Linked DNA regions of Homo sapiens: region 1 is linked to region 2. A link is a contact called in ENCODE Hi-C or POLR2A ChIA-PET data. All regions are on one chromosome and are shown on one strand. The core of a region is the stretch at or near the end of the contact, and the rest is flanking DNA. Distances in the headings are between cores, read along the strand shown. Region 1 overlaps UNC5B (unc-5 netrin receptor B). Region 2 has its middle 74 kb from the start of LINC02622.

Region 1 (6,622 bases), core at 3,538-6,037, 250 kb before region 2:
CACATTATTGTCAACACAATGACCCTGCGAAGCTGTTCCATTTTACAGATGCGAAAACGAGGCAGAAGAGTGAAAGGGCGTGTTCGAGGTCACAGCCACCAAAACCCAGCAGGGACAGCTATTGTTCTGTCCTCTCAGGAGCTCCCTAGCTTGCTGGAGGGGACGGGGTCTCAGCTTCCTGACTCCAGCACTTGGCTTCCCTTGCTCTGTGGACCTGCCCCTCCCAAACCGAGATCCAGGAGTAAGGCCTGGGGCCAGCCTGGCCCCCCACTCAGTGACAGGTGGCAAGCCCCCTCAGACACACACATGCCCAGCCAGGTTACATCCACAGCTATCTCTGGGGACACCCTGAGAGCCCCACCCAGGCTGGGACCACAGTGCCTTTCTCAGGGTGGGCCTTTGTTAATGCTGCTGTCCCCCTAAGGCAATGGCAGGCTCCCCACCTGTGACTCAGACCTGCTATTTTATAGGTCACCTCTCCCTGACCCAGGGTTGGCATGGGGTGAGTTTGAGCTGCAATCTTAGACTCCGCCAAGCACCCAGTTGTTCAGGTCCCATCTGGGAGGATGCCTGGTGGCTCCCTTTCCTTCACCCCACTTCCAGTCCGTGCTGCTGGAGGGACCTGGTGCTGCTAGATGAACCTGGAAGATGTGCCTCACACTGCACGACCACCCCCACCACCCGCTGCAGTCTCCAAGCCCAGGTCTTCCCGCCTGGACCCTTCCTCTCTCTGGGCTCCCTACCTTTCCTTTTGCCCCTAAAATCCACTTTCCTCTTAACACCAGAGTGATCTCATAAGAGAGAAACCCTGCCCTCTAGTGGTGTACAGCCTCCTGCGGCTTCTCTGTGACCCTGGAGAAAGTCCTAAGCTACCCAGAACCCTCTAACTTCATGGACTCACCAGTCTTCCCTCCCTCCCTCCCTGCCTCCCACCCTCCCTCCCTCCCTCCCTCCCTCCCTCCCTTCCGCAGAGTCTCATTCTGTCACCCAGGCTGGAGTGCAGCGGCATGATCTCAGCTCACTGCAACCTCCGCCTCCTGGGTTCTCCTGCATCAGCCTCCCAAGTATCTGAGATTACAGGCACATACCACCACGCCCAGCTAATTTTTGTGTCTTTAGTAGACACGGGGTTTCACCATGTTGCCCAGGCTGGTCTCGAACTCCTGACCTCAGGTGATCCACCTGCCTTGGCTTCCCAAAGTGCTGGGATTACAGGCGTGAGCCACTGCACCCGGCCAACTCACCTATCTTTCACTGTGCTCCAAGCCCCACCAGGCGTGTTTTCCTGGGACATGCCTTGCTTGTTCTAGCCTCAGCGCCTCTGCTGGTCTCTTGTTTTGGAGCGCCTCCCCCAACCCCTCCCACACACACATATTCTCTTGGCTGACTCTTTGTCATTGAGATCCCAACTCAAATGCCACCTCTCCAGTGAGGCCTTCCCTGACCACCCAGTGAAAATGCACCATTCTCTTTCCTCCCTGTGCTATCTCCCCAATGCCTTTTTTTTTCTCTTGGCAGGCTCACCTCCCTCTGGAATGACCTGCTTTGTGTATGTGTTTGTAAGCTTGCTGTCTGTTTCTGGACAGAAAGGAACTTGCCTTTCTGGAAGGCAAGTTCCTTGAGGGCCTGGGAATCTTGTTTGCGGTGTAGATGGGCCCACTGGGGACACAGGACAAGCACTGGGGTGGCAGGTGGAGGGGGAGGGAGCAGTCAGAGGGGGTTTGGGCAGCAGGAGCGGGTAGGAGGGCTGACCTGGGCTACAGGAGCCCATCCCTTGGGAAATTCCATGCTGCAGGACTCCACTAACTGATGGAACTTCACAGACCATCTAATCACTGCCCTCAAGGATGGAGACCAGAGAGGGTGTGGTCTGGCTCCAGATCACACAGCACCTGAGCAGCAGAGCCAGAAAGAGAAACTGTGCACCAGACTCCCAGGAAAGGAGAAGTTGTGGGGGGGGGACTTCATTTTTCTAAACTTTTTTTTTAATTGAAAACAGATGTTTGGGTTTATTCTGATTACAAAGGTAGTAGCCTCACTGTAAACAATCTAGAAAAAAAAAAGATGAAAATAAAAGCCGCCCCATTCCCACCCCAGCTGAGTTACACTGGATGTTGATCCTCTCTGACTTTTTTAGATGCATGAATATTTAGTTACCTAAATCTGGTCTCACCATGTAAGTTGCATATCCCATGCTTTCCCTTAAAGGCTATTGACTGAGGACTTTTGAATCATAAGCAGAACACGCTGGGCATCTCTCTCTGTCTCCCCCCACCAGCCCCCGCACGGTCACACGTGTCAGACGGGTGAGGGCCAGCTGGGCTGCCTGCTCCTGCCACGCGTTTCAGGTTGCTGGAGGAGCTGAAGGACGCAGAGCTGGCACGGGGAGTGAGGCTGGCAATGCTGTCAAGTTGGCTGTGTGTTTGGGTTCTGGGCAGGAAGATGCCCAGTGTCCTGTCACTTTCTCCCAGAAAAGTCCAAAATGCCTTGGTACAGTCTTGGGTCTAGGGGCTGCCCGGACGAGGCCAGACAGGACAGTGCTTACATCCCCATGCCGCCCTGAAAGCCCAGGGTTAAGGCTGTTCTTAGAGCACCAAGGGCACACAAATTTCCCCCGTCTCCCTCAGCGCCACGCTCTAGAACCGAACAACCCTTCCTCGCAAAGGGGAGGCAACTGCCAAACACATTTCCAAGTGGAAAAACTGCTGCAGTCCTTGCCTGTTGCCTGCTGTCAGCACCACCACCAGGAGGCAGCTCAGATCCTGGGCTATGGGGCCTTCAAAACTGCATCCAAGCCCTTCACCTCCAGTCGGGGACCCTTCACCTCCAGCTGGGGACCCTTCATCTCCAGCTGGGGACCCTGAGGCCAGACAGGGGCAATGACTTGTGCAAGGGCAAACAAACAGTCTGTGGCTGCAGCGTCACTCCTATCTTGGCATCACACTGGCATAAAAGAAGTCACAGAAAGGACAGAGAAAAAGGAGTGGCCAGACTCTGGCCTTTGCCAATCTGTGAAATGGGCATGAGAAGGAGAGGGCAAATGGGCGAGATAAACAGAGGTAGAGATGGTGCCACGAGGAGAGGGAGAAAGAGCCCCTGAGAGCGCCTGGCAGTAAGGGGTGAATAGAAGGGGTCCTTGGAACTGGGTAGGGGTTTCCCCTTGGATTTTCCTGAATGTGGAAGCCACTTGGATTCCTGCTCAGTCCCCAGGGGTGAGGGAGGAAGGCAGCCATCTCTGGCCTCCATTCCCAAGGCAGGACTGGGGCTCAGGTTCCATGGGCCCCGGGGAGGCCAGGCCTTGTAGACTCAGAGTCCCAGGAACATCCTGGGGACCTCAGAGGAGTAGTAACTTGCCTCAGATCACACAGCAGTTAGGAGGCCAAGCCAGGACTGGAATGTGGGCATCCTGGCATGCAGGCCATGGTTCCTGTGTTTGCCTCTCTGGTCCCAGTGCTGGGAAAGACCCCGGCCCTGGGTTTGGGTGAGCAGCTGAGTTGTCAGCTGGTGAGATATGGGGAGACAGGTGGCACTGGCCAAAGGGAAGGCCTGTGTGGCTGCACAGATGCACTTCAAGGGAGGCAGATGGTGAGCAAGCACTCACTCCCATTCATTCATTCATTCATTCACTCATTCATCAAACACTTCCTGGGGGCCTCCTCTTGACCATGCCTGTGGTGAGGCTCAGAGAGCAATAACCAAGCTTCAGTTCCACAAGTGGGAAGCTCACAGCAAATTTTCAAGGTTAAGAATCCAGACATCGAGACTTCTTAGACCAGTGCCCAGTCTGCCTCCAGCCTACCCCCATAGCCATGTAATGGTCCCTTTGCCTGCCCACCCACCATCAGTGCAGAAATCACTCCATAGCTCTTTCAGTAGCTGTCTCCTCCTCGGCCAAGGAATCAGCTCACTTTCTCTAGGAAGCAGGCTTTAACTACTTCCAACTTGATGACTATAGGGATTTTTCAATCTCCAGGCTCTTATAATCCCATGCGCTTCTTGAGGTGAAATGCGTTGGTGCTGTCAGTGACTCACAAGACAACCCCTGGGCAGCCACTTCCCTCTGGGCCTCAATTTTCCTTTCTGAGAAATGGGACCACTTTTACTTGCTTTGACTGACAGGGCTGTTGGAAACACCAAAGTCAGAAGTACAAAAATATTTTGCCAGCTGGGCAGCCCTATGCACTAGCTAATTTCTATTACAGGAGTCCCCGTATCTGTGGGGGATACGTTCCAAGACCCCCCGTGGATGCCTGAAAACTTGAATAGTACCAAGCTCTAGACAGATGATTTTTTTTTCGATCTGATAATGGAGACAGCCACTGAGTGACTAAGTGACGGATGGTGTATACAGTGTGGACACCCTGGACAAAGGGATGGTTCACATCCTGGGCAGGATGGAGTGAGACAGTGGGAGATTCCATCATGCTACTCAGAATCACACACAATTTAAAATGTGTGAACTGCTGATTTCTGGAATGTTCTGTTTAATATTTTGGTGTCACAGTTGGCCATGGGTAACTGAAACTGTGGACAGGGAGACCTCGAGTAAGGGGGGAATATTGTACTCCATTCTCAGGAAAAAACAGTGAGTGGACCTTCCAGGCTGCCAGGGTCCCGGCGAGCCCCACACCTCACCTCCACCCCTGCCCCAGCCTCCCAGCTGCTGCCTTGGCCCACTCTGTGATGACACAGAGCTGCAAAAGGCTGATGCAAGCTAGAAGGAGGGAATGAAACAGACTCGTGTGGGGCGGATGGAGTGCCGTCTCCAGCCCCGAGGGACGCCCGTCCCTGCTCCCGCCTGCTTGTTTGCACCTGCTGATGTAATCGCTGGGCCGCCTTGGCTCAGGGCTCGGCCCGCTCCCCATGTCCTCTGAGTGAGCAGCAGAGGAAGGGTGCAAGGGCCAGAGGGCAGGCATCCAGCTGAGGACACCGTGAGAGGGCTCCTCCAGGAGGGGCACCAGGAAGCGGGGAGGGTGAAGGGGAGCAAAAAGCCCAAAACCTGCAGGAGGTTAGCCAAGGAGAAGGCGCTCTGGAGTGCGTGGGACCTGCTTCAATCCCATCCTGCCCCCATTTGCTGGGGGAACCACCCCCTGCCTCTGAGCCTGGTTCCCCTCACAGCTGCAGGATCTCATGAAATGAGCCTGGTACATGTCAGGCACTAAGTTTGTCAGTTCCCTTCTAGGGATTTCTTGAGGAGGGATAAGGAAGTATGAGGTAGGGGTGAAAAAAGAAAGGATAGAAGCACGGCCTAGTGACAGGAAATACCAGAACACTTTTGGGCCACCAGTTCAGTGGGTGACTCTGGGCCCTAGTCTTAGCTCCTGGGACCTCGGTTTGTTTCTCTGTAGAATAGGTGCACCTTCACCGTTCCCACCTCACAGAGATAGCTAGAGGCCAGAGGTGTGAAAGAAAGTGTGGCATCACACTAAGGCATGTGGCCAGCATGGGGGACCTGGGGACAGCCAGCAGTGGGGGTGGGGTGGTGCCTCACCAAGAGCCTGGGGTTCCCAGAGGCTGGGCAGGCCCTTACCAAGCAGTGGAAGCACAGGGAAGGTGGAGCCCGTCCACTGTGCTCGCTGCCCGGCTGGCCCAGAGCCTCTCCTTAGGGAGGAAGAGGAGCGCACGGCTCCCCTGAGGCCTCCAATCACCATTGAAAACACACGGGTGGAGGGGAAGAGAGCAAAGACATGTTCCTGGAAGCTGCCAGGCCACAGCATGCAGCTGAAGCCCCCATGAGCCCAGGGTCTGGGGATCGCCACATCACCAGACCGTCATTCTCAGAGCTGGTTTCCCTGAGAAAGCGGCGGAGAAAAGTTCTTAGTTCACGCGTCTCTTTGGTTGGCATCATAAGCTCAGGGAAGACAGGGAGCCCCTGCTAGACAGGGCAGGCCAGGTGGGGAGGAAATGTCCATCCCAGACACCCCTGATGCCCTCAGCCTGCAAGGGTTACCTCTGTTACCCGGGCCCCCAGTCCCGCCAGGTTGCCCTAGAGGGGAAGCTTCACCCCAGCTGGGATTAAACGGCTTCCCTGGCCACAAAGAACCACCTTTCCCTTTAGTACCTCTTCAGTGCTAGCAGGTAATTCAGGTAATGAGTTAACAGCTACCATTTACAGTGCTAACTAGCTCTCAGGTTCTGCGCCAAGTACTTGGAATAATTATCTAACTGAACCCTCCCCGCAACTCTTTCTGGTAGGTATTCTTATCATTAGCCCCAGTTTGCAGGCACAGGGAGATTAAGTTACTTGTCTAATGTCACAGAGCAGGGTTGTCAGCATTTGAATCTGGGTCTCTTTGACTTTAAGCCCATACTCTTTTTTTTTTTTTTTTTTTTATAGAGACAGGGGTCTCACTATGTTGCCCAGGCTGGTCCCAAACTCCTGGGCTCCAGCAATCCTCCTATTTCGGCTTCCCAAAGTGCTGGGATTACAGGTACGAGCCATGGCGCCCGGCCAAGTCCATCCTCTTTAACCTTGGTGCCAGTGGTACTCAAACCATGGCCTGCACCAGGACCACCTGGAGTGCTCGCTAAAACCCAGGCTCCTGCCCCCAAGTTCTGATTCAGTCGGTGTGGGGTGGGCCTTGAGAATGTACATTTCTAAGAAATGTCTAGGTGCTGCCGC
Region 2 (6,134 bases), core at 282-2,781:
ACCAGCATACGACCTCCTATTGCCCCCCAAAACCTATGCTGGCTTCCTCTCATTTATAACCCATCCTCTTCTCAAGTGTTGTTCATGCAAATGTCCTTTCCAGAGAGGCTTCAAGGTAGAGTGGGAAGCAACTTAGGAGTCAGATGTCAAATGATAACAACAGTAAGCTTTAAGTGAGAGTTTACTATGTAACAGACATTGTACCAAGTATTTTATAAACATCATCTCCTTTTGTCTGCACAAGGTCTTTATAATGAATTAGGTCATATTCTATGCATACACATGAATGTGTGTGTGTGTGTGTGTATGTGTGCGTGTGCATGTGCGTGTGTATTTCTAACCAAAAGGTAGTACACTTTACATGCTGTTCCGCACCTTGATGTTTTTTTCTCTCAACAATATACCTTTAGATTATTCCATTTCATTACATATAGAGTATTCCAGTGCATGGTTGTACTATAATTTAGAAAATAAACGTCTTTGACGGATATTTAGATTTTTTCCGATATTTCTTTTACTTGGTTCATTTTGGGAATAAATTCTTAAAAGGTGAATCTCAGCATCACTGTAAGTAACTCAAGGAATTGGAGCCACTGGGGTGGGGTTCAGGTGGGAAGGAAAGTCAGACTGTGATTCTTAGAGGAGGAAGGGATGAGAAAGAGGGGGAAGTTGAGAGGATCAAGGAGGACAGATAGTAAAAGAGCTGCTGGAGGGGTCCCATTTCTGGAGGCAGCAGCATGGAGCTGGGGCTGGGCAGAGCTGTGCGCTGCATGCCCCAGGGATGCCTTGGGGCTGTGCAGGTGGGTAGGGTTGAGGAGGGAGTAGAAGGCCCAAGGTCTGCTCCAAACTGCCATGCCCCACCTCTCCCTTTACCTCCCCACCCCCACCATACTTCCCTCCTGCTCTCCTTTCCTCCCCAGCCTGGGAAAATTCTGTCAGAATTAATAAACGCAGCAGATTGCTTGGAGATGGAGGGTGAGGGATGGAGACAGTCTGGGGCTCTGATATTTCCCTCATGTGCAATAATCTGGTGGTGAGATCTGGAATTAAAACCTCTTTCCTGGAGCCTTTATTAACATTAGCTCCTAATGCATAATTACCCGGCAAGCCCAGGGGGCTGATGCTTGTGTCGCCCCATCTATGCCTCTCTCCTTGAACAGGCCACCTGCTCCTTGGGGCCAGGAGAGCAGAGGCCCTGGTGGAGAAGGAAGGGCTGGCTCTTCCAGCACAGGTGGAGCCAGTCTGGTGGCCTGGGTTCCTGAGCTACTAGCCTGCTGGTGACCTTGAGCATTTCACTGTCCCTCCATAACCTCAGAGGGACTGTGGGGTCCAGGTATAGGTGGGGGTTCAGACGGAGCAGCCAGTATCAGACACAGCTTGGCTGCCTGTTCCTTTCAGCCCTCCTGGCTATTGAAGCGGTCACCATGGTAGTGGTGGGGTTATAACCAGCACAAGTGGGTGGCTGTGAGTTCTGACTGGCCCATCTCCAGGGCAGCCATCATCGTATCCTCCTGACTGTGACTACTAGAAACCTCTCAGGCCTGAGTAGGGCTGGGGAACAGCTAGAACTTGTTTTCTTCTCTGAAGGCAGGAGGCTTGTTGCTGCACGGCAGGGCCTCAGCTCTGCAGTGGTTGTTCCCACGTGGACTTGGTGGGCTTTGGCAAATGCTTGTCTTCTCTGTCCTTGGTTTCTCTAGCCCGACAATAAGGGTGTCGCCCAGGGCTCCTCCTCTGCTCCTCATATTCAGAGTCTGTGGAGGTGTCAGGAGTCCCAGAGTTGGCAAAAACACAGTCTGAGCAGATGAAAACCAAGGATAGGGTGTTCTGAGAGCCCCACTCTCCTGGGTCCCCATGTTAATTACCAGCAGATGTACTGGCTGCAGTCCTGGCTCCCAGCTGGATTAAGCAGGCAGTTTGCACACAACAGGAGGAAGTACCTCATTGTTTCTCCCATCAAGCTCTGCCTGCCATAGGGCCTTTGCACATGCTGTTCCTCCTGTCTATAATATTCTTTCCACCCTCTTATTTCCTACTCTTCCTTCAGAACTCAGGCCAATCATCATTTCTTACAGGAAGCCTTCCCTGACTTCCCCACTGAGGTCAGATTCGTGGCGCCCCATAAGTCTCCTTCATGGTGATTCTGAGTTGCTGAAATCAGGGCATGAAAAAAGTGGCTGTATTTTTGTGTCACTGAACTTAAGTTCTACTATAAGTGCCCATTCTGCCAGGAGGCAGGAATGTAATCGAAAGCCATTCAGGGTCCTCCTGCTTTCCCTGGCATTTCGTGTGCTGAGCCTCCCACGCCTCAGTGTTGGCTGCTCCCTGGCATCCTTGAACCGGCTCTTCTAGCACAGGTGCACATCCTTGTTCCTGTCCCATCTCTGCACCCACAGCCCCTACTGCATCATTACCAGCCTGACCTGAGTCCCCTGCTACGACCCATGCTGCTCCCATTTCTTCTGCTCCCATGTGATGCTGGGCACAGGGAAACTTGGGGGACCCCACCAGGTAGGGTGAACAGGGGAGGGGCGGATGCAGATTCTCTCTGTCCTGAAAGTCCCCAAGTGGGTGGGGGTGGGGGAGGAAGGGAAACAGTGACAGGCGTACCTCCTTGGGGGCCTACCAATCCTCAGTGCTTTTTCTGGTCCTTTCACTCTCCTCTCCCCCTCCCTGCCAGGCGCTGAGGCTCTTCCTGGAGTCTGGGGAGAGGGAGAGGTGCCATCTAGCAAAGGTCTGCAGCAACACCTGCAAACATGCTGCTTCTGCCCTGCACTGCTCAAGAACAAACTCTGTTCTGCTGCAGCATCCTGGTGGTAAGAAGAGGGGGCAGGGAGAGAACAAGATATACCAGAGAGGGCAGACTGTGGTGGGCACATGAGGAGGCAGGGTCATTCCGTGGTTACAGTAAGGTGATATTCTGGAGCCAGATGGCCTGGGTTCAAGCCCAGCTCTGCTGCCTGCCTGCTGTGCAAACTTGGGCAAGTTACTTTATCTCTCTGGTCCTCGGTTTCCTGTGGGACACTGACAATGTCCACCTGAGTCAGGATGAACCAAGGTAATGTGCACAAAGTGACTGGCACATAGGAAACATTCAGGAGATAATTGCTGTTCCCTTAAAAACAGCACTTTCCTTCTCCCCACGCCACCCCCATCCCCAGTAAAGCTTATCATTGCTTGGTGAGTTTGTGATTAGAGTCAGTCTCCCCCACCACACTGTGCACTCCAGGAGGGTGGAGCCAAGGCTGCATTGTGGACTGCTTGCTGGTCTGGGGTAACATTGTGTAGGCCCAGTGCTGGCACACTCTGTATGCTGCGGTTCCGGTTTGCATCCCTGATAGCCCTGCACACACCTGACCATGGCCTTGCCCACCTGTCCTGCCCATGGTTCTTCCAGGAAGCCTTCCCTGATACCCCCACTTAGAAAACTCTCCCCCAACCTCAGGGCTCTCCACAGCCCCCATCGAGAGTGTGGCTCCATCTTCCCCGGCAAGAAGTGCAAGTCCCTTGAGGCCGGGAGCTGCACCCAGCTCACCTGTTTCCCGAACTGGGCCCAGCTGAGGGGCTCCAGGTAAGGTTGGTCTCAGTTCTCTTTAGTGTACTTGAGCCCAGAGAAGAAGGCAAAGCAGGCCTTATCCCCATCTTGTGGCTAGAACTGAGACTCAGAGAGGTTAATCAGCTTACTCATATCACACAGCTGCCGAGGGGAGAGGTTGGGACTGGGACTTGGGGGACAGGACACCCAGCCTCTGTTTCCCCTCTTGACCCAGGGAGCTCACACTCTAACTGGGGGAACATAGGATGGGGCAAAGGAATCACTCAGAAGACAATGACAGATAAAAACAAAGTCACCATGAGCTAGTGCAGTCCTGAGACCTCTGGAGATCTTTTGTAAGAATGAGTGAGGAAATCACTGCAGGCCTCAGTGCCAGGATGAGGCAGGGCCAGGATCTCCCAGAGTCCCTGACAGTGACCTGAGGTACTGGCCCACCTGCCCATGGCTAAGGTCAAGGAAACAGGGCACCGCAGCCTTCACCCCGAGCTGGGGCAGCTTCATCATCAGCTGAGTTCCTGAGGACCTGCTATGTGCACATCTCCATCCTCCCACACCCTCCCCAGTTCTCACCATGACAACAATCACGTCTAAGGCCCAGAGAGGGGAAGGGACTCATCCAGAGCACGCAGCCTGGTGCCACAGCCCTTAGATTGGATCTGCAAGGAGCCAGGAGCCCCAGTGGCTCTGTTCTCAACTTCCAGACCATTATCTCAAGGTCCTTATCAAGACCTCCCCACTCTGGGCAACCAGGAGCCAGGATACAAAGTTTTAAGCTAGCCCCTCTCCAGCCGCAAACCCAGGTTGGTTTCTTGGGTTCTTCACCCTGCAACAAGTTGGGCCACCTGCTTTTTTGCAGCTAGACTGAAAGGCAATTGATATGGTTTGTCTCCAGCCAAATCTCATCTGGAACTGTAATCCCCAAGTGTGGAGGGAGGGACCTTGTGGGAGGTGATTGGATAATGGGGACGGTTTCCCCCATGCTGTTCTTGTGATGGTGAGTGAGTGCTCATGAGATCCGATGTTTTAAAAGTTTTTGGCGTTTCCCCTCACTGTTCTCTCTCCTGGGGCCATGAGAAGACGTGCCTTGCTTCCCCTTTGCCTTCTGCCATGATTGCAAGTTTCCTGAGGCCTCCCCAGTCATGCAGACTATGAGTTAATTAAACCTTTTTCCTTTATAAAGTACCCAGTCTCAGGTATTCTTTACAGCTGTGTGAAAATGGACTAATACAGCAACTCACACTGCCCTCTGGCTGGGCTGACCTAGATCAGCAGAAAATAACTCCTTCCAGGAAAAATAACCCAAACGCACCACCAGCTCCCTGTTCTATCCCTCAGGAAGCCACTGAGCCCAGCCGGGGCCCAGGCCCTCAACACTGAAGGAGCTGGGAGGGCAAAGAGGACAAGGACCCCTGGGTGAGGACCATGGCCTGAGATGGAAGCCCCCCTTCCCTGTCTCTCCCATGGCTCTCAAGCTGGCATTTAGTCTCATTTCATCTTCACGGTATCGGGAAGTGGCCATTATTGGCCCCAGTTGTCTGGGAAGGAACCTGAGGCTCCAAGAGGTAAAGTGATTCACCCAAGCTCACACAGCAAGGAAACAGCAAGGACAATGCTGGTTCTGGCTCCAGAGTAGGAGCTGGTTTCATGGCCTGCACTGTGTCTCTGAAGGTCCTGGAAGTCCTGCTCAGGCCCACTTCTTCCAAGAGATGCTGATCCCTGGCCCCATGGGGACTTGGTCTGCTCAAGCAACTGCACCTCTGCTTCTTTCTCCTGCCAACCCCCTAAACTCACTCTGGTAGGCTAGGGTGGTGGCTAAGGGTTCAAGCTCCAGACTCTGACTGCCTGGTGTTGGATCCTAACTCTACTTCTTAGGAACTGATTTGGGCCAGTCATAACCTCAGTTACCTCATCTGTAAAATGGGACTGATAATAATGGCGACTGCTTCCTGGGGTTGTTTTCAGGAGCTTGTAAAGTTGCCTGTGGCATATGGGAAGGGCACAGTGGGTGCTGGCTTCTGCAGGTAGTTTTCTTCTCATGACCGTGAGCTGCCTTTAAAGCAAGGTAACTGGTACCCAGGGACTCCCCAGTCACTTTCCCTTTTCTGCCCCCTTCCAGCTGGGTTGCATCCTCAGTTTCTATCCCAGCCAACCAGAGACTCCTTTTGTTCAAAGAGAATCAGCAGGAACGAGAAGGACCCGGGTCCACATCCCACATTTCCTGGCCGAAGCCAGAGCACTGGACTGGGGCAGGGACACCCGGGTCCTGCTCCCCACTTTGTGATTTATCAGCACCCTGGCATTCAGCAGGTCACTTAATTTCTGAGTTTCAGTTTCTATATCATCTAGCTCTAGCTAGCTAGCTGATTAAAAGCCCTTATTGGTCTCGAGGGGTTGTTATGACCATCAAATAGGAAAATAGACACAAATTGTAAAGTGATGCCCCTATAAATGGAGTTATCATTGTGTGTTTATGTATGGAGAGAATTCCAGATAGCGAATGGATGAGATGTGGGACCTTGGGGAAGGCCCTACCCTCTCTTAGCCTCAGTTTCCCTGTCCGTGCAGCTCATCTAGCTCTAAA

The links. A loop is a pair of places that touch in the nucleus more often than their neighbours do. ChIA-PET counts read pairs that join two places held with the same protein, here RNA polymerase II (POLR2A). Pooled maps may share reads with other maps.
Region 1: a loop to region 2 is called in a map of mammary epithelial cell, with 3 times the contacts of the local background. The contact joins two enhancer-like sites. A Hi-C loop is called at or near these places in 2 of 168 maps with a recorded cell type or tissue (Right ventricle myocardium inferior and mammary epithelial cell) and 5 of 50 pooled maps. POLR2A ChIA-PET finds 5 or more read pairs at or near these places in 1 of 52 experiments (WTC11).

Annotation. Positions count from the first base shown.
Region 1 is chr10:71,264,683-71,271,304 of GRCh38, reverse strand. All of the region lies in intron 1 of UNC5B (unc-5 netrin receptor B), which reads right to left. Among named protein-coding and RNA genes, the nearest start is that of UNC5B-AS1, 50 kb to the right of the region's middle. RefSeq lists enhancers at 1-581, 582-1,303, 1,179-1,473, 3,466-4,187, 4,379-5,372. Within about 2 kb of position 4,787, at least 10 of the 41 ENCODE cell types and tissues checked have a DNase peak (open chromatin) inside an H3K27ac peak, as active enhancers do.
Region 2 is chr10:71,009,573-71,015,706 of GRCh38, reverse strand. No RefSeq gene overlaps it. Among named protein-coding and RNA genes, the nearest start is that of LINC02622, 74 kb to the right of the region's middle. Within about 2 kb of position 1,531, at least 4 of the 41 ENCODE cell types and tissues checked have a DNase peak (open chromatin) inside an H3K27ac peak, as active enhancers do.